Linked DNA regions of Homo sapiens: regions 1, 3 and 4 are each linked to region 2. Evidence: chromatin loops called from intact Hi-C (ENCODE). Cell type or tissue: endothelial cell of umbilical vein. All regions are shown on one strand. Links, peaks and the distances in the headings refer to the core of each region. The heading gives the core; the rest is flanking DNA.

Region 1 (5,503 bases), core at 400-5,399, 55 kb before region 2:
ATTCTACATCTTTTTGGAGAAGTCTTAATGATTACACTAGGATCAACAGAATCCTACAACCAAAAGTCAATTTTTATACTTTTAACTTGTACTAACTATGCTGTTGAGAAAGCTGCTTTCAGGATGTAAGAACTAAATTATAATTAGTGTTTTCTAATAGGTGTGCAATACAGAGCTGGAAGCAAGAATAAAATTATTCACTTCAAGAAAAAGGAATATGATTATGCGGGAAGTATGTGAAGTGAAAATATTGTATGAATGTTTTACAGTAATTATTTAACACAATGCCATATATTTAAATTATCTTTTCATATGTCATTTGAAAACATTTAGGTACATTTGAATAGAAGTGGGTGTTCTTTGTGTATCTGTCAATAAGTAGTTTTTTACATTTGTTTATTGCATGAAAATATAATTGTAAAGGGTTTCATAGCCTATTCAGTGTAAGCCTATATCCTTCATATTTGAGAACTTCGATGTTTGGATTTAAACAGAGCAAATTGTACATGCTTTGGAGGAAAAAAATTTTTAAGTGATTAAAAAATATTTCTTATCAGATAATACCAAAGTCCTATTATACCTTCTTTTACACACCATAATGAATTAGTGATCAAGAACACAACTGTAGATTTAAACTAAAAGAAACAAAAAAGAAAGAACAAAAAAGACAGGCTGCATAGTGACAAGAATCCATCTCCCTTCATGCCAGTGAGGTTCTAGCTGTGAGCATGCTCAGAACATGGGAGGCACTGAACTTACTACATCAGAACTCCTGCTGAGGTATAAGAGGATACGTCTAATAACTCAATTGCTGTAAACCTATGATTGTTTTTCTGGTTTTTAAACATCTCTTCAGCCTCAGATTGATTACAATGTTCTTTCTACTTCATTTCATCGTTCTGATCAATGTCAAAGGTAAGGTTGCTACTTTCTCGTTTTAAATGAGTGCAATTCCCAAAAAATACATTTCTATGTAGTTCTATGGCAGTTGTAATAAATATATTGGGGTGTTTAAAAAAAAAACAGACATCAAATTTGCCTGGTATTTGTCATTATCTTTCATTGCTTGTAGTCCCACACAGCCTAGTAATTTTTAGATGCAACAAATTTTTCATGGAAACAAGCCTTTGTATGTTATTAAAGCTGTAGATAAAATATGTCAAAAAACAATGTTGACTATATCAATTAAAACATAGAAAACATTTTTGGCATTTGTTCTGAAAAGTGTGACAAATTAATAAACTAAAATTGTGTTTTGTGGAATTTCAACCTGTTGAAATATGCCCATAAAATTCAAGTAATTATTAGTAACTATCTTGCGTGAACATAATTAAACTGGGAACTCCAAAGCCACAGGCAGATCTAAAAAACAGTATCTGTCTCTAAGAGTAAACCTCTCTAAAATAAAGTTATTAAAAGTCTATACAAGTGCATTTACTTAGATAATTTTCTTTTGTTTTTAATTTGTGGAAATTTTTATTTCAGTCAAACTCTTAAGTTTCAAGTCAGTACCATTTTCATTGTAAAGCTCACCAAAAAATAAAACCTAAATCTTCACTTGTTTTTAAATAAAAAGATACGTTGTCAGCCTATACATTCATAAACAACCTATTAACCACACCCAAGATTTGCTGGGGTTTATTATTATTCAAAAATGTTTCTATTTTAATTTGTATTTTTTCTTAAAGAATTTTGATAAACCTCTGAGAATAAAGGTTAAAATTTGAAATTATTTTTATTTTCTGAGAAATTCGTTTTAGGTTTTTTAAATATTCAGTTTTATTAGGTGAATTCCAAGTGAATATTTTAAATCTTGAAATAAAATGCAATACTTATGAGGAATTATTTTAAAACTTCTAACAAACAAAAGATTTTTAAAAGGCTTAAAATATCTAAATTTTATTTTGAATTTAAAATAATACTAAAACTTTACTACAAATATTTAAAATCTATATCTCCATGCACCTAGCATGACTTTTATTTTATATTTTAATATCTCTTACATGAAAAGCTAAGGATTAACTAAGAAGAAACAATATATGAACTCACCTTGCATGCAGTACAGTTGCAACAAGCAGTCTATTTCTATATTTAAGGTCCTACTTCAGAAGTTCATGTTCTATCCACATTTGAATATTCAATTTTATACAATTTTAAGAATATACAGCTACAAAGCAGGTTCTTAAGACATGTCATAGAGCTCATCTGTGCCCTTAAAAAGTTCTTTAATGTACGGGACTATAACCACAGTTTAACCAATTTTACTATACTTTTGCTTTTATACATAATGCATTTAATTGATTTTGCTTAAACCGTTTATGAGATGAAAAACATCTATTACTAAAATAACATTTTGTGATTTACCATAATGTAAAGTCACCCTTTAAACTAAAAAAAAGTTCAATTAATAATTTTTGTTTGATTTTATTTCTAAGTAAAAGCCATATTTCAAACTCCTAGTACCAACCTAACAAATATTTATTGATTATAATCCTGGAAATTTTTATTTTCTAATTTTATATTACTTTTGACTACTAATTTAAACCTTTATGTTTAAAATGATTTCTTTTCAAAGCAAGACACATTAATCAATGCTTTGACATTTTATTCCTACTTATAAAAATAATAGAATTTGCTCTATAATTAGTAAAACTCTTTTCTTTTTCACAACAAAATTGTGGACAATTAAAACGGTAAGGCTTTTCATAGTAACCAAAGAAAGCTCATTTAGAGTTGCCTAAGAGTAAAGGTTGTCTTTTTAATTTAAATAATATTTGTGATAGACTCTTAGGCCAGATCTAAACAAAACATAAAATTAGAAATTATGTGATCGTCTTTTCTTCTCTGACCATCATCACTCTGGAGTGCCTAAGGAATGAGTGATTGCCTTAAGCTACAGGCACTAACAGACAACTATGCATAATGTATCTTATTATTATTACGTGTGTTTTATCATTAATTTATTCACTGTGTATCTCTGTTAACCAGCTTCAAACTACTTTTTAAAAAACATTTCTTAATGGACAAATTAGGAACCATATTACATATCAAAAACATGGGCTTATGTAGGAAATTAAAAGCATGAAGTATTGAGACTGCTACTTGGTAACTACCAATTGTGTTTTGTGGAATTTCAACCTGTTGAAATATGTCCATAAAATTCATGTAATTGTTAGTAACTATCTTGCGTTAACGTAATTAGACTGGGAACTCCAAAGCCACAGGCAGATCTAAAAACAGTATCTGTCTCTAAGAGTAAACATCTCTAAAATAAAGTTATTAAACATAACTTTAAACTTTTAAAAAACATTTCTTAATGGACAAATTAGGAACCATATTACAAATCAAAAACATGGGCTTATGTAAGAAAGTAAAAGCATGAAGCATTGAGGCTGCTACTTGGCAACTACCAATTGCTACTTAAATAATTTGCTTAACCTCCAAAATAGGTTAACCAAAACCGGGCCCGAACAGTATTTTGAGGGGAGCAGTGTTTGACTGCCCCCTAGTGGCCAGACTCAAGGCATGCCTGGCATGGTCCTTTCTTACGGATGTCAGTTTCACTTGGCCACTCTGACTTGAGAAAAGGTTTTCCATCTGAATTTTAATTTCACAACTTTATATTCATGCTGTGGATAGTTGTGAAAATCAATTATGTTTCAGGCCAGTCATCCCGAAGACTGACCTGCTTGCGGGCTGAATGAAGCCCACTGTGAGGGAGGAGGAAAAAGATTGGGAACATGGGAGTTAAAACCTTTAGAGATGTGTTATCTCTGAAGACGCCAGCTAAATACATCTCACAACAGATGCTTACTCGTGTGTTCATCTTACTGTGAATAAATATGACCAGATGTAATCAAAGAGTTTTAAGGCCTCTCACTTGAAGTGACAAAATTGCCTGCCATGTGAATTTTAGAGGCAAAATTGGGATGCTGCTTTCTAATAGGTTGGTATCGAAAAATGGCACATTTTTATTCTGGAATATAGTAAACCAAATAAAATTCAATTAGCAAAGAATGATTTTGTATAAATAGTTATGCAACAAAAAATGCAACTAATTTTTAGCAGTACATATCTATTTAAGAGCCCAGAATGGCTTGGTTTATTTATTTGGTAAACATATAACAACATTCTTTGGGTAAAATGAGTGTGCTTGTTTCACATGTGAAGTAGTAGTGGCATTAGAGGCCTAATTATCTAAAAACAAAAAATAAACCTCTCATATGCTTTACTCACCCGTACTTCCAGGTTTTTGCATGTATTTTAAAAAATTAAGTTTGCAGTGAAGGTCAATGTTGTTATCAGAAAAGTGCTCCGAAGCGAAAATAAAACAGCTGATTCAACAGTCATGTGATAAACAGACTTTTGAGTGTTTTAAGATGTAAAAAGAATTGAGATTGAGGCCATACGCAGTGGCTCACACCTGTAATCCTAGCACTTTGGGAGGCAAGCAGATCACTGAAGTCAGGAATTCAAGACCAGCCTGGAAAACATGGTGAAATCCCATCTCTATTAAAAATACAAAAATCAGGCAGGCATGGTGGTGCACACCTGTGGTCCCAGCTACTCGGGAGGCTGAGGCAAGAAGATTGCTTGAACCTGAGAGGCGGAGGTTGCAGTGAGCCGAGACTGCGCCACTGTACTCCAGCCTGGGCGACAGAGCGAGACTCTGTCTCAAAATTAAAAAAAAAAAAATTAAAGAATTGCGATTGAAAATTTAACTTTATTACAAAGTAAAAAGCCTTTACAACATGTTCAATGTGATTGATAAAGTTCTAGTCCTCCTTTCCCATCCTCCCCCTTCCCACTGTTCTGACTCGGGCCCCCTTGCTCCTGTTCAAGCCTCTCGCCTCTCCTTCCCATCTTTATTTATTCTCCCCTCCTCCCTGCCTCTGCAGGCATCTGTCTCAGATGCTCTCCCGGCCTGTCTTTTCTCCATTTTCATGTCTCGCCCTCCTACCCCCATCCCTATCTTCTTGCTGTCCTCACCTCTGAAATCTCCCTTCTGCTCACCTTGGGCCTGCTCTTCAGCTCTCTTGCTCTCTGAGTTCCCATATCCTCCAACTCTGCCTTTGTCCTGGCTACATCCCATTCTCGGTAACTCTCACACCTGCTCCATCCTGATTGGTCACATCTGGCTTTTCATTTCCACCTTGGAATACATCTATCCCTAGATTCGCCCCCTTAAGTATTCCTGTCTCTAATCACCTCCTGTCTTTGCCGAGCTCCCTCCCCAGGGGCTTCCTGGATCTTCTTTGTCTCCCTTTTTTGGCCTTTGCCTTCTTTCTATTATTTGTCTCTATCCCACAGTCTCCTGGCCCGACCAGTGGTCACCATGTCTGTTGCTTGCTAGAATACATGCCCAAATACCACCAAATGAATATTGTATCTCTGTATTACTTCAATACTGGTGTGCTCTCTTTTTCTAGGTCCAATGATTTGTCTACAATTCTAAAATCCAGAAAGCTCAGAAAACTGAGTTGATCACCTTTGCCTACAAAAT
Region 2 (5,503 bases), core at 216-5,215:
AAAAGGACTGTGTACACCTCCACTCAGAGACCTTCAGTGGCTCCCTAGTACTATCAAGGTCAAGTTTAAATTAGTCACTTAAAACTCATCATGACATGACCCTAACCATCATGCCCAGTTCTTCTCCATTACTCCTTCTCTTCCTCCTCTGAAAAACAGAACATTTAGTTTGCACCACTTTAGTAATACCCCTCACACACTACCCTATTTGGTAGTTATTTGGTCATAGATATGTCATTCCCAGGATCCAGAGTATTACAGGCTGTTCTTTGTATTTCCTTATCATTCATTCCCTCATTACTCCTAACATAGGTGCACTTAATAGAGACTCTCCCTGAAACACACACCACACACACACACACACACACACACACACACACACACACACCATGACATGCATTGTTCAAATAGGCATTTATTCAGCACTCACTATAGGCTGTGCACTATATACTATATTAGGTACGGGAGAAACAACAGATCCAGCCTCAAAGGCCTTACAGACCACAGAGGAGGAGGCAGACAAGTCAACATGTCCTCACATCACACACAGGCTGATAAATGCCATCAAGGAAGAGTACAGAATGTTCTAGGAGCCCCAGATCTGAGTAACAGGGAAGGCTTCCCAAAAGAAATGAATTCAAACTGAGGCCCAAAGGATGAGGAGGTATTAGCCAAGCGAAGGCAGAGGAGGGTGGGGTGGGGTCTGTGTTCCAGGAAGACATAGTGGATTCCCAGGCTCAAAGCCAGGGAACAGGGTAAGATGAAGGACTGAAGAAACTCATTTGGTGGAGCATACCATGCAGGCATGGAGCTCGGCCCAAAGGAGTTAAGTATCTGGGATATATTCCAGATAGACAAAGAGATCGTCACACACACACACAAACACACACTCACAAAATCATCATCATCATCAATTTGCATATGAGAGGAAGAGTCCCAGAGCTCTAAAGTACAATTTTTTTTCTGTTTGAAGAATATAAGAATACATAATTTTTAATTAATTTTTTATTTGAAAATAGTTTTCATTTTAGGAAAGGTGCAAAGATAATACAATTTTCCACATATGCCCCACCTGGTTTCCCCTATTGTTAACATCTTTCTTATATTACTATCGTGCATTTAGAGCATACACTTTTTTTTTTTTTTGAGACAGAGTCTTGCCCTGTCTCCCAGGCTGGAGTGCAGTAGCGCCATCTCGGCTCCCTGCAACCTCCGCCTCCCAGGTTCAAGTGATTATTTCGCCTCAGACTCCCAAGTAGCTGGGATTACAGGTGCCCACCACCATGCCCCGCTAATTTTTATATTTTTAGTAGAGTCCAGGTTTCACCACGTTGGCCAGGCTGGTCTCAAACTCCTGACCTCAAGCGATCCGCCCACCTCGGTTTCCCAAAGTGCTGGGATTACAGGTGTGAGTGACCACACCCAGCCTAGAACATACACTTTTGATCCTTTCTGTAAGTCTGCTATCAGAATTTGGGGCAGGGGAGCATTTTCTAACAGAGTGATTATCTTTTACGCTTAACTAAATTTTTTGGAAAGAGGCCTAAGACAACTAGTTTTATAAAATTTTACCGTATGGCTTTATACTATGATTTCATTGAATACGAAATGATTTGGATAAAAATAACAGATCACCTTGAATTTAAAGTATTTTTACCCTAGACTTCACCAATCTTACATACAGTCTAGGTTCAGATTCATATTTTTTAACAACTTTGAAAATATATGCAAGTCTTATTTTCACTGTGAGAAATGAGATGATCACTCAGGATTTTAGCGACAGCAAGAATAAAGCAAAGAGTGACTAAGAAGTCAGCATGAAAGGTAATAGTGATGTTAGGTGGGAATCTTGTGAATATATTTGGGCCCAAAAGAATAATTCACATAGTTGAATTTTTAACTTTTTTCTTTTTTTTAATAAAATTAGTCTAAAGGTTCTGAACCACAGTAGTTTAATTTACTGTAAGAAACATGAAGAAAAATAAACAAAAATACATTTTTGTTCTATGTGTTATTCTTTTTTTTTTTTTTTTTTTTTTTTTTTTTGAGACGGAGTCTTGCTCTGTCGCCCAGGCTGGAGTGCAGTGGCGCAATCTCGGCTCACTGCAAGCTCCGCTTCCCGGGTTCACGCCATTCTCCTGCCTCAGCCTCCCGAGTAGCTGGGACTACAGGCGCCCGCCACCGCGCCCGGCTAATTTTTTGTATTTTTAGTAGAGACGGGGTTTCACCTTGTTAGCCAGGATGGTCTCGATCTCCTGACCTCATGATCCACCCGCCTCGGCCTCCCAACTATGTGTTATTCTTAAGACCAAAAACATTAGGAATAATGTTTCTCAGACAATTATATTCATGATAAATTCCAAGGTTATTTTATTCATTTATTAAAATTATTTTTATTTATTTTTATTCTTTTATTATTCATGTTTATAGGATAAGAAAATGGGGTTGTTTTTATTTTTTGAGATGTGCATATGATTACAGTAATCCCTTAAGGTTTGAATCTGCAGAGAGCTGAAAACAAAAATAGCTTCTTTTCATGCTTTAAAAGAGCTAGAGTTTACTTCATGATATGCCTAGATCTGAATTTTAGAAGTCTATAATTCCTCATAAGGGTTTATGTATTTGAAATCTCTTTTTCATCTGGTGAACCCAATTTCTTTGTTTTTATTCCCTTGAACCTGGGTTTTACCTAACACCACTGGGCTTATATAAAAGAATGCTTCCTGGAAGTGCCCGTGGAAGAGGCACTGTATTTAACATCTAAGTACAGGTTAAGCATTTGTAATTTGAAAATCCAAAATTTGAAATGCTCTAAAATATGGAACTTTTTGAGCATCAACATGATGCCACAAGTGGAAAATTCCACACCTGAAGCTTTTGCTGTCTGATGGTTCAATGTATGCAAACTTTGTTTCATGCCCAAAATTATTTAAAATATTGTACAAAATTACTTTCAGACTATGTGTATAAGGTGTATATGAAACATAAATAAATTTTGTGTTTAGACTTGGGAACCATTTCCAAGATATATCATTATGAATGTGTAAATATTCCGAAATCCGAAATCCAAAACATTTCTGGTTTCAAACATTTTGGGTAAGGGATACTCAACCTGTACCACAGTAATTTTACTGTTGACTTTTACGCCTGAGATGTTAAAAGTGTGCTTTTCCCAACAGGTGTGAACTTGCTGGCTTTTCTCATCATTGTGTTTTCCTATATTACTATGTTCTGTTCCATTCAAAAAACCGCCTTGCAGACCACAGAAGTAAGGAATTGTTTTGGAAGAGAGGTGGCTGTTGCAAATCGTTTCTTTTTTATAGTGTTCTCTGATGCCATCTGCTGGATTCCTGTATTTGTAGTTAAAATCCTTTCCCTCTTCCGGGTGGAAATACCAGGTCAGTCTCTTCTATCATTCCCAAGTATAATACATCGTGCCTTCTTACGTCCTTCTTTTGACAAGGCCAGAGTCTAGGACACATAATAAATTATTCATAAAAACCAATACAAAGTTATTTCCCTCCATGTTTTATAATCAGTATTATAAAATAGAAACTGAGTAGTGGTGCAATCCAACCAGGAATAATAAAAAGCAGGAGCTACAGAGAAACTAAGTCTGAGTATCTTGCTTCTATCTGAGCAAGACATTGGTTCTTCACTAGGAGTATGCATAAAACAATCAAAATATACATGCCCAGGTTCCACCCGGGACTGTTTTGTCTCTAGAGGCTAAAACCTATAGATGGATGTTATGTAAAAATTCCCCTGTGATTCTGATGCACACTCATCTGGCTAGAACCACCATTCTATTCCATGGTCCTAGCCATAAAATGTCATGCTGGGCTCTGCGGAGCACGAGATATTTCCTGAAAGAGTCTCCTCCAAAAGGCCAAATTCCCTGAACACACCTCTACTTCAACCAGAGAAAATCACCTTTCCTTAGCAGAATTTCATCTGAAGCCCCTTCTGGAATCTAGAGATCACAGCTATTTAGGGGCCACCACCCAGGGCTTTAACCTAACTCTCAGTAAAATAGTTTGGAATCATCGTCAACCTACTGTTCCAGCCGATAGCAGATCTACTTGGGAGTTGATCCAAGACAGTAATTGTGTCTTATACATCTTGACTCCTCAGTGTCAAGCAGGATGCCTGATACTTTGATAGCCCTTATGAAAGAGTGATGAATGCACAGACGATAAACAGCTGTAACAACCTATGTCCCTCCTGTGCACTCAGTTGTGAGGCTATGTCAAATATCTTGCTGCAAAATACCACACAACATTCACAACATCCTCTTAAGCTATCAGTTCTGTCTCCACATGGCACAGATGCTCCTCAGGCCGTGTAGGATACGAAAGTGAAAATTAGGAAGGAGATCAGGTCAGGGCTGAATACTTGGAAGCCTTTGCTGGGTGGTGAAAGAAGAAGCCATAAGAGGGTTTTGTGGGAGGTCATGTGGGGAGACCCAGTTGCACGTGAAGAACAGAGATAATTAAATGTTAATAGTCACAGTTGTTCACTTGATGAACAGCCTCCAATCTATTACTGCTACCTGGACATCTCAATTTTACACCCTAACCTTTCAAATTCAGCAGGACAAAAGTGTCCGTTGGCCTCCATTGCTCATGGAACAAAGTCCAAGTGCTGGGATGAGCATTATAATATTTCTTACCTCCCACCCTCGTACACTGTGATCCAGGCCCACTGGAATGATTGGGCTTTGTTTTCTATGCTTTTCTGAGAAGACACCAGCCTTTCCTGAAGCTGTCCCCCCAACCTGGATTATACTTTCACCTTCTAAGATTTTAGCGTACTAAACACCACTTCCCATCCTCCAAGGCTCAACCCAAATACTCCCTCTTCTATGGTGCAGTGCCATTTTCGATCTCTTCTCACCCCACTTTCATGCAATCCAGTTGCTTAAACATCCATGATGGTTTGTTTACACCAGGTTTATTGGCCTCATGTGAACTGCCTCATAGCGACACTATTTCTTAGTGTGTCCATTGTGTCCTTCAGATGATAAGCTTGGGGAGGCGTGTATGTCTTATTCTTCTGTGCATTTTCCACAGTGTTTTTCACATAGTGCTTTTGAGTAAATGATTAGTCAACTAAAGAAGGTGAGCTGGTCCAAGAGTGATGGAATAGGGGATCAGTCTCATCAACCCCCTCCCCACTACTGTCTCCACACTTTCTTCAAAAAAAAAAAAAATGGAGTCTCGCTCTGTTGCCCAGGCTGGAGTGCAGTGGTGTGATCCCAACTGACTGCAACCTCTGCCTCCCTGGTTCAAGCGATTCTCATGCCTCAGCCTCCCGAGTAGCTGGGATTACAGAAGTGCACCACCACACCTCGTTAATTTTTGTATTTTTAGTAGAGACAGGGTTTCACCATGTTGGCCAGGCTGGTCTCGAACTCCTGACCCCAAGTGATCTGCCCCCTGCTTTGGCCTCCTAAAGTGCTGGGATTACAAGCGTGAACCACCAAGCCTGACCCCGTCTCCAC
Region 3 (5,503 bases), core at 179-5,178, 360 kb before region 2:
CTGATAATTAGTGATGCTGAGCATTTTCTCATATACCTGTTGACTATTTGTATGTCTTCTTTTGAGAAATGTCTATTCAGGTCCTTGCTCATTTTATAATCAAGTTATTTATTTTCTTGCTGTTGATGTATTTGAGTTTCTTGTATATTTTGGATATTAACCCCTTATCAAACATACGACTGGCAATATATAGGACATCTCTTCACTCTATTACTTGTTTTCTTTGCTGCGTGGAAGCTTTATAGTTTGAGGTAATCCTGTTGTCTATTTTCACTTTTGTTGCCTGTGCTTTTGGGGTCATATCCAAAAAATTATTGCCCAGAAAAAGCTCATGTTGTTTTCCTCTTATGTTTTCTTCTTGTAGTTTTATAGTTTCAGGTCTTGGTCTTAAATTCCAGTCATTAATCCACCTTTTTTTTGTTGGTTTGTTTTTTGTTTTTTGTGGATTTTTTTTGAGACAGAGTCTCGCTCTGTTGCCCAGGCTAGAGTGCACGGGTGCGATCTTGGCTCACTGCAACCTCCGCCTCCCAGGTTCAAGCGATTCTCCTGCCTCGATCTCCCAAGTAGCTGGGATTACAGGCATGTGCCACCACGCCCGGCTAATTTTTTGTAGTAGAGATGGGGTTTCACTGTGTTAGCTAGGCTGGTCTCGATCTCCTGACCTCGTGATCCACCTGCCTTGGCGTCCCAAAGTGCTGAGATTACAGGCATGAGCCACCGCCTCCAGGCCATTAATCCATCTTGAGTTGATTTTTGTATATGGTGTGAAATGATGGCCCATTTTCATTCTTCTGCATGTGGATATCCAGTTTTTCCAACTCCATTTATTGAAGAGATTCTCCCCATTGTGTGTTCTTGGTGCCTTTGTTGAAAATCAATTGACTGTAAATGCTTGGGTTTATTTCCAGCTAAAGCACTTTCTTTGGTTTAGCTCTGAGTCATCTCCATTTTCCTCTGTTTAGGAAGTCTTCTTTTCACTGTGACTGACCCTCCTCCTTCACTTTTCCCACATTTTCTGGAAATATAATATTTTATCAGTTACGTTTCAGTTCAGAAGTTTTTTTCCTGTAGGAAGCCTCCCTGATTCCCCAAGTCTGGATGAGAAGGTGTGAGAGGCAGAGTACTGGCTCCCCAAAATGTCCATGTCATTAATGCCCTGTACCTGTGGATATATGACCTTGTGTGGCCACAGGACGTCGCAGATGCTATTAAGTTAAGAATACTGAGATGAGGAAATAATCTTAGGTGATGGAGATGAGCAGTGTGATCACAAGGATCCCAATAAGAGGGAGTCAAGAGAGTCAGAATCAGAGGCGATGTGACTGTGGATGCTCCAGAAGCCGGAAAAGGCAAGAAAACATATTCTTCCATAGAGTGTCCACAGGAACACGGCTCTGCGCACTCCTTGATTTAGCCTTGTAAAACCCATTTTGGACTTCTAAACTCCAGAACTATAAAATAATCCATTTGTGTTGTTTTAAGCCACTCAATTTGTAGCAATCTGTTGCAGTAGCAACAGGAAACTCATACAGATGGCTTTCCCTGTGCTTCCATACCTTCCACACTCTATGTCTTCACACTGCAGATTCTATTTCAATGGCTCTATTACCTGCTCATCTCCTAAGTAGCCCATAAGATCTGTAAGAGAATGCACTGAATCAATCTTATGCAACTGATATTCTCAAGTACAAACATTGCTCTTGGAACATACCTGGTGCGAAATTAATATTTTTTGGATGAATGCTTGTCAAACGTGTGGAAATGCTATAATGGGTTTTCCAGGTCTCTCAGGGAATAATTATGAGGAGAAGGTAAGTGTGGTGTTTCTTTGTAGGCTTACCTCAATCTTAAGTATATATACTATATAGAAGGAGCAAAAGTTACTGCTTTTTCTTCATGGGATCATTCTTAGCTTGGTTTGCTTGGCTTTGCATGCCTGGAAATTGACACTTTAATAAAGTGCTTTCTTGTGTTTGCAATCCTGCAGGCACAAGATCCCTTGTTATGAAGAGCTTAAAATAACCTTTCTCAATTACTAGCCTCTCCTGCCTGAAACCTCAGGTTAGTGATGTCAAACAACTTACGATCGGCAGGTGACATACTGTCATTTGGGAGAGTTCTTAAAACTAGATATTCCCAAGCTAAGGCCTGGACCTCTAGCATCAGAATCTCCAGGAGAGGGATCTAGTTCTGCAGGTGATTCTGATGCAGATCCAAATTTGGGAACCCCTGAGACTCAACCCTACAGGAACGTGAAGTGCAGCTGTCACTTTGGCCACTAGATGGCAGGCTTTACTCTCCACCCTGTGGTTCCAGCACAGAAAACTTGTTACAACACCCCACCCACCCCACCCCAAGGGAAATTTAGTATGCTTTGGGCCAAGTGCTAGAATAGATATTTTCGTATGCTTTATCCCGTTGAGCTTCGCAAACACATTGAAAGTTAGGCATCATTATCCCCAATTTACAGATGAAGAAACTGAGGCCTGTGGGATAACACAGAAAGATCATATGCTTTCCATTTAACCATGCTGCCTTAATCTGTTTGGCTTAGACAATTAACTGTCTTGCCTGTAGGAGTTCAGTGAATATTTGTTTAACACATTAACAGATAAACTTAAGCCTGAGAGCAGCACCAGGTGATATCTCTAATTTTCTTCCAAAGCAACTTTATTACAATAATTTATCTTTATTTCAGTTTTCATAAAAGGGCAAGGAGAAATAAACACGAGTTAAATGCATTGCCTTTTAAATTTCTTGGATGGTCTTTGAAGACGAATATGCAGAAGTCTAGTGGTGGGCATGCTGAAAAGATAATCATATTCAGGATATCCAGTGTGGCCACCGATACAACGTGGTCTTATGACACTAGAGGGAATGAGGCTCCTTGAGAGGTGTGGCTCAAAAATTGTGTACCTCCAAGCCAGGATGCTGGTCGGCATGTGGTGTGTGTGTATCTCTCATGTGTGGGGGAGGCCTGTGTGGTGTGTGAGTGTGAAAGGATGGGGGCCAGGGAAAGATGGAAGAGAGAGAGGACATTTGACCTTTCAGTCCTTGTTTCAGTGAGAACATCCAAATGTTATCCTTTTATGTATTGGTACCCCATATGAGATTCTTTTTGGAAAAATGGTTTCCGTGGCCATTAAGAGGCAGAAACTGTTGACCTACGTCATTGTCCAGACTGATAAGCAATTGTATTATTTTGTGCAGAATTTTAATCTGCATTAGCAACATACATAGGCTCAACAAAACACTTTGAATGTATTCTTAAGATGTTTCAGTTAAGGTAAAAATGTTTAAGGTTTGTAGGAAAAAAAGAAAATGAGACACAAAAACAATTACCATGAAAGTCCAAAAATGGTATAAATAAGAAAGGTTCAGACAGAAGTACTTTTAAAATCTACTCTGCTTTATTTCTTCTGTTAAAAGCCAATACGATCTATTAACACGAATGATGAAACTAAAAACGAGAAATCCCTCCTTTTTAGCAACTCTGTCCTGAATGAGGGACAGGATTATGTGACAAAGGACCTCATGAAGGTCTGTGAAATGCCCTGTATAATCCAGATCATTGCAACGGGAAAGTGACTTGGTGGGCCTATACGTGGGTTGCTGAACATTGCCTCAACCTCCCTCCTGCCACCCTGCCAAGATTTTACAGGGACTTAGGAAGGAGACGTCATAAACAGTGGGATCAGCTCAGTAAGCTTGTGTGATTAATACTATGTTTCCCTTTTTCAGTTGCTTAGCATCAAAAAGGAAAAAAATAAGGATTACAAAAAATCAATATCAAGCATAACATAGGATTGGAAACACAGCAATGGTTGGAACAAATTAGAAACACATTTTCATCATCTGACTCCAATAACAAAAGGAAACACCCTTTCCTTCTTTGGGAGCTGTAGCTCTCTGGAGTTTTCAGAAGTCCAAAGGGGGAGACAATGTGGTCTCCAGGTGAGGCTGTAACTGGATCCTGCCAAGTCTCTAATGGTCCCTCTGACACCCTTTCCCCTTAAACTACACCCATCTTGTCTCTTCCCAGGACTCTGTGTCTTTCAGGGGCAGAAGGGGATGGTAGCATTATTCTGGAGATTTTGAACATCTGACAAACCTCCCCTGGTAACTTTTTAGCTGCCTTCCTGGCCCTTAGGGTGAAAGGGGGCAAAATCAAGACCCTTATATTTTGGAGCGATTTTTAAAAACTTCACCAAACAGTTTTGTTAAAATAGATATTTATTTTTCAGCTTTCTTTTGTTCTCCAGTGTTTACATGCTAAGTGTACACGCTCGCATATTCTTGCATATTTCACAATATTCTTTAAAAAAGCTGTTCGGTTTCTTGTGACAGGAATTCAGACCTGGCTTCTGAGCTGTGGCACAGCAGAGGAAAGGCAGCCAGCACGGGATCTGAAACAGCCCGAGGGGCCTTCCCTCATTAGCCCTTTTGATACCCAGTGAAGAGTCACTCTGTCTTTACAACATCTTATTTTCTTTTTACTTGTAGCGCTGAACTCTGGAGGTAATGAGATATCATTGTCACACTCTCTCTCTCCCCCCTATTTAAATGTGCATTCTGTGAAGGTGGGAAGCTTAAACAGTGCCTGGTATATAATAATTGATCAACAAATATTTGTTGAAAAATGGGAAGATACTTATTTAGATAGTGAAGGGCGTGTGGGGGGTGGGCAGGATTGCTGCTCTGGGTGCAGTCTGGACAGCTAAGTATTAACCAGCTCAGCGAAGGGTCAGCAGGGACAGCCTTTTATACCCTGCCCTCTTGGTACCCTAGTTCTTGTCTGGTATTGAGAAAGAATCAGGTTACAAGAAATAATTGAAGGGTGGTGAATGTGGAGGACTTTATTGAGTGGTGGAAGTGGCTCTCAGCAGAAAGGGGAACTGGAAAGCGGGTGGAGTGGGAAGACAATCTTCCCCTGGAGTCCAGCCATCCCTAGCTGAACTCCTCTCCGACCACAGTCTCCGACATCCAGCTGTTTCTTCTCCTCTTGATGTTCAGACACTTCTCTCTTCTGTGTGTATGACTGCTGAGTCTGGGGTCTGGGGTTCTCATGGGTACAGAATAGGGGACGGGATGGGCCAAAAGGCAACATTTGGCCAGGAAAACAGGGATAGTTCTCACTTTGGGCCACGGGTCTAGGTTTAAGGGTGGAGCCCTCGTCAGGAACTCTGCCCTCTTCTACCCGGTATTTCCCTGCCTCCTGGCCTTATCAATGTTACCTCCCGGACTTATCAATGTCACGTCTTCCTCAAGTTCCTAGTGTCGCCCAGTCCAAGTCAATGACTCAGTAGATTAATCAGCAACCTTTTCTCTCAAATTGTCAAAAGCTGTTCAGAGTTATTGAAGACGCTCAATTTGCTGCAGTTAGGGATGCAGAAATTTGATGAATAAAAAAATTATCAGATTTTAACTTAAGACCCTAATTGTTAGATCTTTATTTTCTTTAAGGCTTTTGGAAAAGGAAATAAAAAAATTTTAAGTACTTATA
Region 4 (5,503 bases), core at 297-5,296, 260 kb before region 2:
TTTGGCTCTGGTCTTCGTAATAGAAGTTTTGTGATGCCTTAAAAAAATGTATTAATGTTTTGCCTTGAGGCCCTTGGCTTTCTTTATCATCTCTGTCTCTTCTACCCCTGCAATAAGTGATTCCCTAAAAGCATCCCTATGTTTTGTGCTATCTTGTTTTGTCCTGTAGAATTAATAAAAAAGGAGCTGTTGGCAGCTTTTGTGGGCAACTCCTCATGTCTTTTTGGGGTCCCCAGGTGCCTGATGAAGCCACCCCTGTGTCTTTTGCTTCGTTACCTTCTACATGAAAAAGGGAATTAAAAGTCATTTCCACCTGCCCTGCATTTGCCTTGTGGCTTCAAGAATATGAAAACTAATCAAAAGTGGAAATTGCAGCTTTTTATAACATCTCGCAGCAGGGGCCTTTTCTTTAAAAAGGCAGAAAAAAGAAAATGGAACAGAAGAATTGACAGTTAAACTCATAGGGCCCCAAAACCTTCAAAGTTTCATCTCTAGGGTCTTCTGAAAAGAAAAAGCCTGTGCTCTGGAGGTTTTTACCTCCAGGACTTAATGTACGAAGATGCTTTTGACACTTCAAAGGGGTTTGATGTTTCACAGTTATGGGCAGATTTCCTCAAAGTTGCATTTTGCCTGATATGCTGTTCAATGTTGTTCTTCACATGGGCGATTTCAGCAAGAGCTACATTCTAACCTCTCTTAGATCTTGAAAATCACTCATCCTGCTATTCTAGGAAATCTAATCTATCAACAGCTGAAAACTTCACCTAAACACCACGGACTGGGTGAAGAAAGGAAACAGATGATGATTTTTAATTACTGCCTTGAGTCAGGTGCCCAGAAACGTCTCCCCACTCACTGTCCTGCAAATGGTTTTTAGGGTGTAAGGAGAGCTATGCATATTTTGGTTAGTAAGAGTAAATCTGTGTGTGTGTGTATGTGTGTGTGTGTGTGTGTGTGTGTGTGTGTGTGTGTGTTTTGATGTACTCCCTGATTCCTTCTGTGAGCTTCAATTTCATTTTGTCAGCTCCAGGATATCTGTTCTCAAGAAAGGAAATTTGAGACACCTGAATTTTGCTGTGTTTATTGCTGTTAATCTTTAGTGCCTCTCCCCTCCAAGTATTTACTGAAAACATTGTGTAACTTATTTGGAAGAATGTCGATACCTGTATAACATTGCTCAGAGAACTTTTAAAAATCCACCAGAGAAAACATCTGACACACAAAAAATATCTTAAGTCTCATTCACACACACACAAACACACACACATACGCACACACACAAATTCCTTGAAAGAAACTCAGAAAACCACGGAAAAAGAAATAAGATTTTGGATGTTGCTGGAGACAAACTGCATCAGAGAGATTAATTTTAAAAGCATTTTATGGTTTTCACACAGCTTAGCATGGAAGAAGTGACCAGGTCAAGAATGGTCTTCATTTTTAGTAAATTAGGCAGGATGCTCTGAAGCAGTGGCTTGCTCTGATTCTCTAATTGTCTTTCTAAGCATTGGTTTTATGAAATCTTACTGCCCATCCTGCTGACAGCATAGCACACAGGGCAGAATTCAAGCTCAGTGTGGATGTGTCCAGCTTCAGGTCAGTGAATCAGTGGCAGGGTCACATCCTGAGTTTACAACCTTTAAATTATGGTCTCCCTGCTCTACAGCCAGGGAGCTCGGTTTTGCTATTTCAGGATACAAGCTATTGATTTGTGAGGCAATACTTCAACAATTAATCAAGAAATAATTATTCATGGAGCATCTTTAATTTGTTGTATATTCCCTGGGACTGATTGGGAGTACCCTTTATCTGTCCTTGCATAGCTGATGCTAATCTGGTTGGGGAGAAGCTTTGTTTAATATGTATTAGACACTAAGCAATGAGCAAGCTATGCCAGTCAATACTATCAATGTAATTAATGTTGTTAATATGCAACTTTTTTTGGGGCTCACATGAGAGTAAGATCTATGAGGGCAGAAACTATATAGGAAGGCTTCCATCAGAAAGGCGATTAAATGAGCCACAGGGAAAAGGAGATGCATTATTGGCTGGAGTGGGGTGGTAGAACATAGAATAGAATAGCCTACTTAGGAAAAATCATATCTGAATAGAAGTGTAGGTTCATCCTATACCTCCACCCTCATGTTCCTGCATAAATCGCCACATAGTCTAAGCTTCAGCTAGGAGCTTAGACCACTTTTGACCATTTATTATTATCTTTATTCATTTTTATTCATGTTTTCATTCAATGAAATGAATATTTATGGAATGCCTGCCTAGTGTTAATACTTTACCAGTCACTGAGGGCTCAAGGGTGAGTAAGTGGCCATGGTTGCATGCTGGTTATGAGCATGGATTTTGGAGTCAAATAGACTTGACTAAGGGCTGTCTCTGATAACTACCAGCTGAACAAATTATTTAAATTCTCAAAGCATCATTTTTGTCATTAGCAAATAAGAATACCTCACAAGGTTGTTTATAACTAGAATTTTGCCTGGCCTTCCTCCTTATCAGTTTTTCTCTATAGAATAATTGCTTCCTCTTTCCTGAAGTTTTGGGATGTTTCCGAAAGTGGAAGCTGTTTGATATGTGTCCTCCAGAGGGCAGTCCCCTGCAGATACTCTCCCAGATTCTCAGGACTTTCCTGACTTCTAGCCATCCTATAGACCGGTGTTGAGCTCTTCCTTTGATTCTGTGAATTATTACACATCTGTGTGTATGATATGATCATGGTCCTGTGCTTTAGAAACATCTCTCTGATGTGGAAGAAATGAAGCCGGGTATTTTGCCCAATTAGAGCTGCCTAGACTAGCTATAATCTCTCTAATAGTGATATCCATATGCAGACAGAGACAGATTGAGTAGTCAAAAATGCTTTAGCTAAACCAATAACTCACTCAGCATTTATAGGTTGAAATTAATTATAGGAGAAATTGGTTCCTGTCTTTTTATAACTTAAGTGGAAAAATATAATCTTCTATAACAAATGTTATAGCGTAAGTGGTTGGACTATTCAACCCTATAACTCAGCAGTTATATACCTTGGAAGGTCTATTTTTTATCACCTTAAATACTAGTAAACACAGACGCTTTATAAAGTGATAACCAGGAGAAGATGCTGTACATTTGTAATCTTTAGAACTCAGCCCCACTTGGCTGGCTGCCAACAATGCTTCCAACTTATTGTGTTTTCATGGCCACAGGAATGTAAACATTCCATAACCTCTTCTTCCTTGTCATTCCTAGAAGAGCAATTTGAAGGCAGTATTAATAATGCTTCACGTATATATCCCCACAGGGTTACTTTCTCTTTCTTTGCAAGTCCTCATGCTAAATACTGTCATAACTCACTAATCTATAACCAAGGTCAGTAAAGATTTAAAGAGGATCCTCTTTGATTCTACATTGGACATTCTATAGAGAATCAACTGAAAACAAGATTGGAGACATTCTGGAGATGACAGTCATCTGAATATGAATAATGGAAATGGGAATGTGTTAAGAAGTACTTACATGATGGACTCAATGAAACTTGGTGACTTATTGGGGGAAAGCATTGAGGGAAAATTAGGAAAGAATGAGACCAGGGATAACACCTAGGTTTCTATCTTAGGTAACTCTGGATGATGGTGACATTATATGAATCGGAGCACAGGTGGGGGAACGTATTGGGGGGTAAGATGATGCAATTCTGTGTGGGCATGCTGCATTTGAGGGCTTGTTAACTGTGTAGTGTATCGAATATTCTGGTTTCTTCCTCCTGGATCCCCTCTCTGCCTGATGAATGCAGGAGTGACCATGTGGACCTTCCAGGCACAAGGCTTAAGAGCCAGATGTTTTCCATACAATCTCGGTCTCAGACGAAAAACAACGTAGAGTCTCAACTGATTTGAGATGAGTATGTAGTGTAAGCAAGGCATAAACCTATTTTTTACCATAAGCTGCTGGAATTTGGGATCATTTATTTCCTCAGCTCAATGTAGCTGATATTTACTGTCACAACATCTAAGTTACGTCTGTGGAAAAGGCACCAACTCTCAGAAGAGACATCAGGACTGAAGACACAGATTTGGAAATCTTCCTTGTTTAGATGGTAGCCATACTTACTACAGGGGGTGCTATTTTCTAGAGAGATTACAGATAGATTAATAAGAGAAGGGAGTCTATATCAGTGAAGGTCAAACCAAGCCAGAAATAAAGAAACCACATTGGGTATTTAAAACAAAGATAATTTAATACAAGGAATTTTGTGCATAAGTAATGAAAGAGCTGAAAAGCTAAACTATGACACAGAGATACCATCCGGAGATTAGCAATAGCAGCAAGTCACCACCACCCCTGGCCAGAAGGACAAAGAGAGGAGGGGGTATGACCAGAGACCCGAGTTCAAGGTCTTTGGCAGAAGGTGGGACCACAGCAGGCCTGTTACTGAGAACTGGAGCCACAGAGTAACACAGCTACTGCTGGAGACACCAGAGGAGACAGACACGGGGGGAGTTAGCCTCCCTGTGATATAGAGAATCACTTACATTTTAGACTTGATCTTCCCTGCTACAATTATGTAGCAGTAATCTGATTCCCCCTTGGAAACTAACCTCATTCACCTGAGCCAGTAAAGCAACCTCCTGTCTGTCTATTGGTTCAAGAACGTGAGGAGCTCAAATAGCCAAGTGACAGTCTCATTTCCAGCTTACTGGGATCCTTGTTGTGTCACTTGGTAGAAACACTCCTTCCTTGGCTTCAGGGAGAGGAAGCAAAAATTCTACAAGTGTGCTATGAAGTATAAACAGCACCCATGCCCAGTTCCACCACGTGGACCCAGAATGCATGCATTGTTGCTATGGGAGAAATAGCATCATATGTTGATGATTCATTCAAAGCATACACTGAGGCCATAACTGAATCTTCAGTGGATCTGAGTTGACATTAATTTAATCCTTAGGGACATAAAATGTCACAGTAATGTTTGAGTGTCAAAAACACCTAGGGTTAGGCAGCAGTTCTGCCACTTACTAACTCAGGCACTTCACTTAACTCTTCTGAAACTTATTTTACTTTTGCATTAAATAAAAAAATTTAAAATGCCAACAGGATATTACTTGGGCCAATACATGAATGTTGAAAACACCCAAGAAAATGACAAATCATGAGGAGGAGAGAAAGACTTTATCAACAACAGCAGGTGGAGAAAAGTTTAGACAAAGAACATGAGCCTCAGAGGTGCAGGAACTTTACCTTTGTGACTTTGTTAATGTCACTTTGTTTATTTCTTCTGCTGGATGTTTTAGCTGTCATGTAGAATCCTGCTCATCTTTCAAAGATCAGCTCAAATGCCACTTCCTCCATGAAGCTTTGCTTAATGGGAGTTATCATCAACAGCAGCTCATAAAATATTTACTGAGGTCTTGCTATGAGTAGGGGTCTGTGCTAAAATATAATGAGGTCGAGATGTCAAGTCAAGTGAAAGAAACCAGTCTGAAAAAGCTGCATACTGTGTGATTCC

Evidence for each region. Peaks named below come from ENCODE experiments on the same cell type or tissue, not always from the same donor. Only the 100,000 strongest peaks of a DNase experiment are listed, where the experiment ranks them.
Region 1: a loop joins it to region 2, with 7 times the contacts of the local background. A loop is called at or near these places in 10 of 110 quality-filtered maps.
Region 3: it touches region 2 in a loop (17-fold over the local background); 33 of 110 quality-filtered maps call a loop at or near these places.
Region 4: it touches region 2 in a loop (8-fold over the local background); 12 of 110 quality-filtered maps call a loop at or near these places.

The regions. Positions count from the first base shown.
Region 1 is chr13:31,738,792-31,744,294 of GRCh38, forward strand. RXFP2 (relaxin family peptide receptor 2) reads left to right here and starts at 735. Exons shown (of 18, transcript NM_130806.5): 1 at 735-915. The coding sequence starts at 822. In endothelial cell of umbilical vein, for the core only: a CTCF peak has its summit at 3,511 (motif pointing left); a DNase peak (open chromatin) is centred at 3,480.
Region 2 is chr13:31,794,022-31,799,524 of GRCh38, forward strand. RXFP2 (relaxin family peptide receptor 2) reads left to right here. Exons shown (of 18, transcript NM_130806.5): 17 at 3,180-3,398. LOC105370152 (a long non-coding RNA gene) reads right to left here. Exons shown (of 3, transcript XR_941833.3): 3 at 2,354-3,471. Among named protein-coding and RNA genes, the nearest start is that of RXFP2, 57 kb to the left of the region's middle. In endothelial cell of umbilical vein, for the core only: no CTCF peak of the experiment used is centred there; a DNase peak (open chromatin) is centred at 3,330.
Region 3 is chr13:31,429,584-31,435,086 of GRCh38, forward strand. All of the region lies in intron 1 of LOC105370150 (a long non-coding RNA gene), which reads left to right. Among named protein-coding and RNA genes, the nearest start is that of B3GLCT, 230 kb to the left of the region's middle. In endothelial cell of umbilical vein, for the core only: a CTCF peak has its summit at 2,220 (motif pointing right); no DNase peak of the experiment used is centred there; H3K27me3 peaks cover 338 bases.
Region 4 is chr13:31,535,656-31,541,158 of GRCh38, forward strand. No RefSeq gene overlaps it. Among named protein-coding and RNA genes, the nearest start is that of RXFP2, 200 kb to the right of the region's middle. In endothelial cell of umbilical vein, for the core only: a CTCF peak has its summit at 2,599 (motif pointing right); a DNase peak (open chromatin) is centred at 2,626; H3K27me3 peaks cover 465 bases.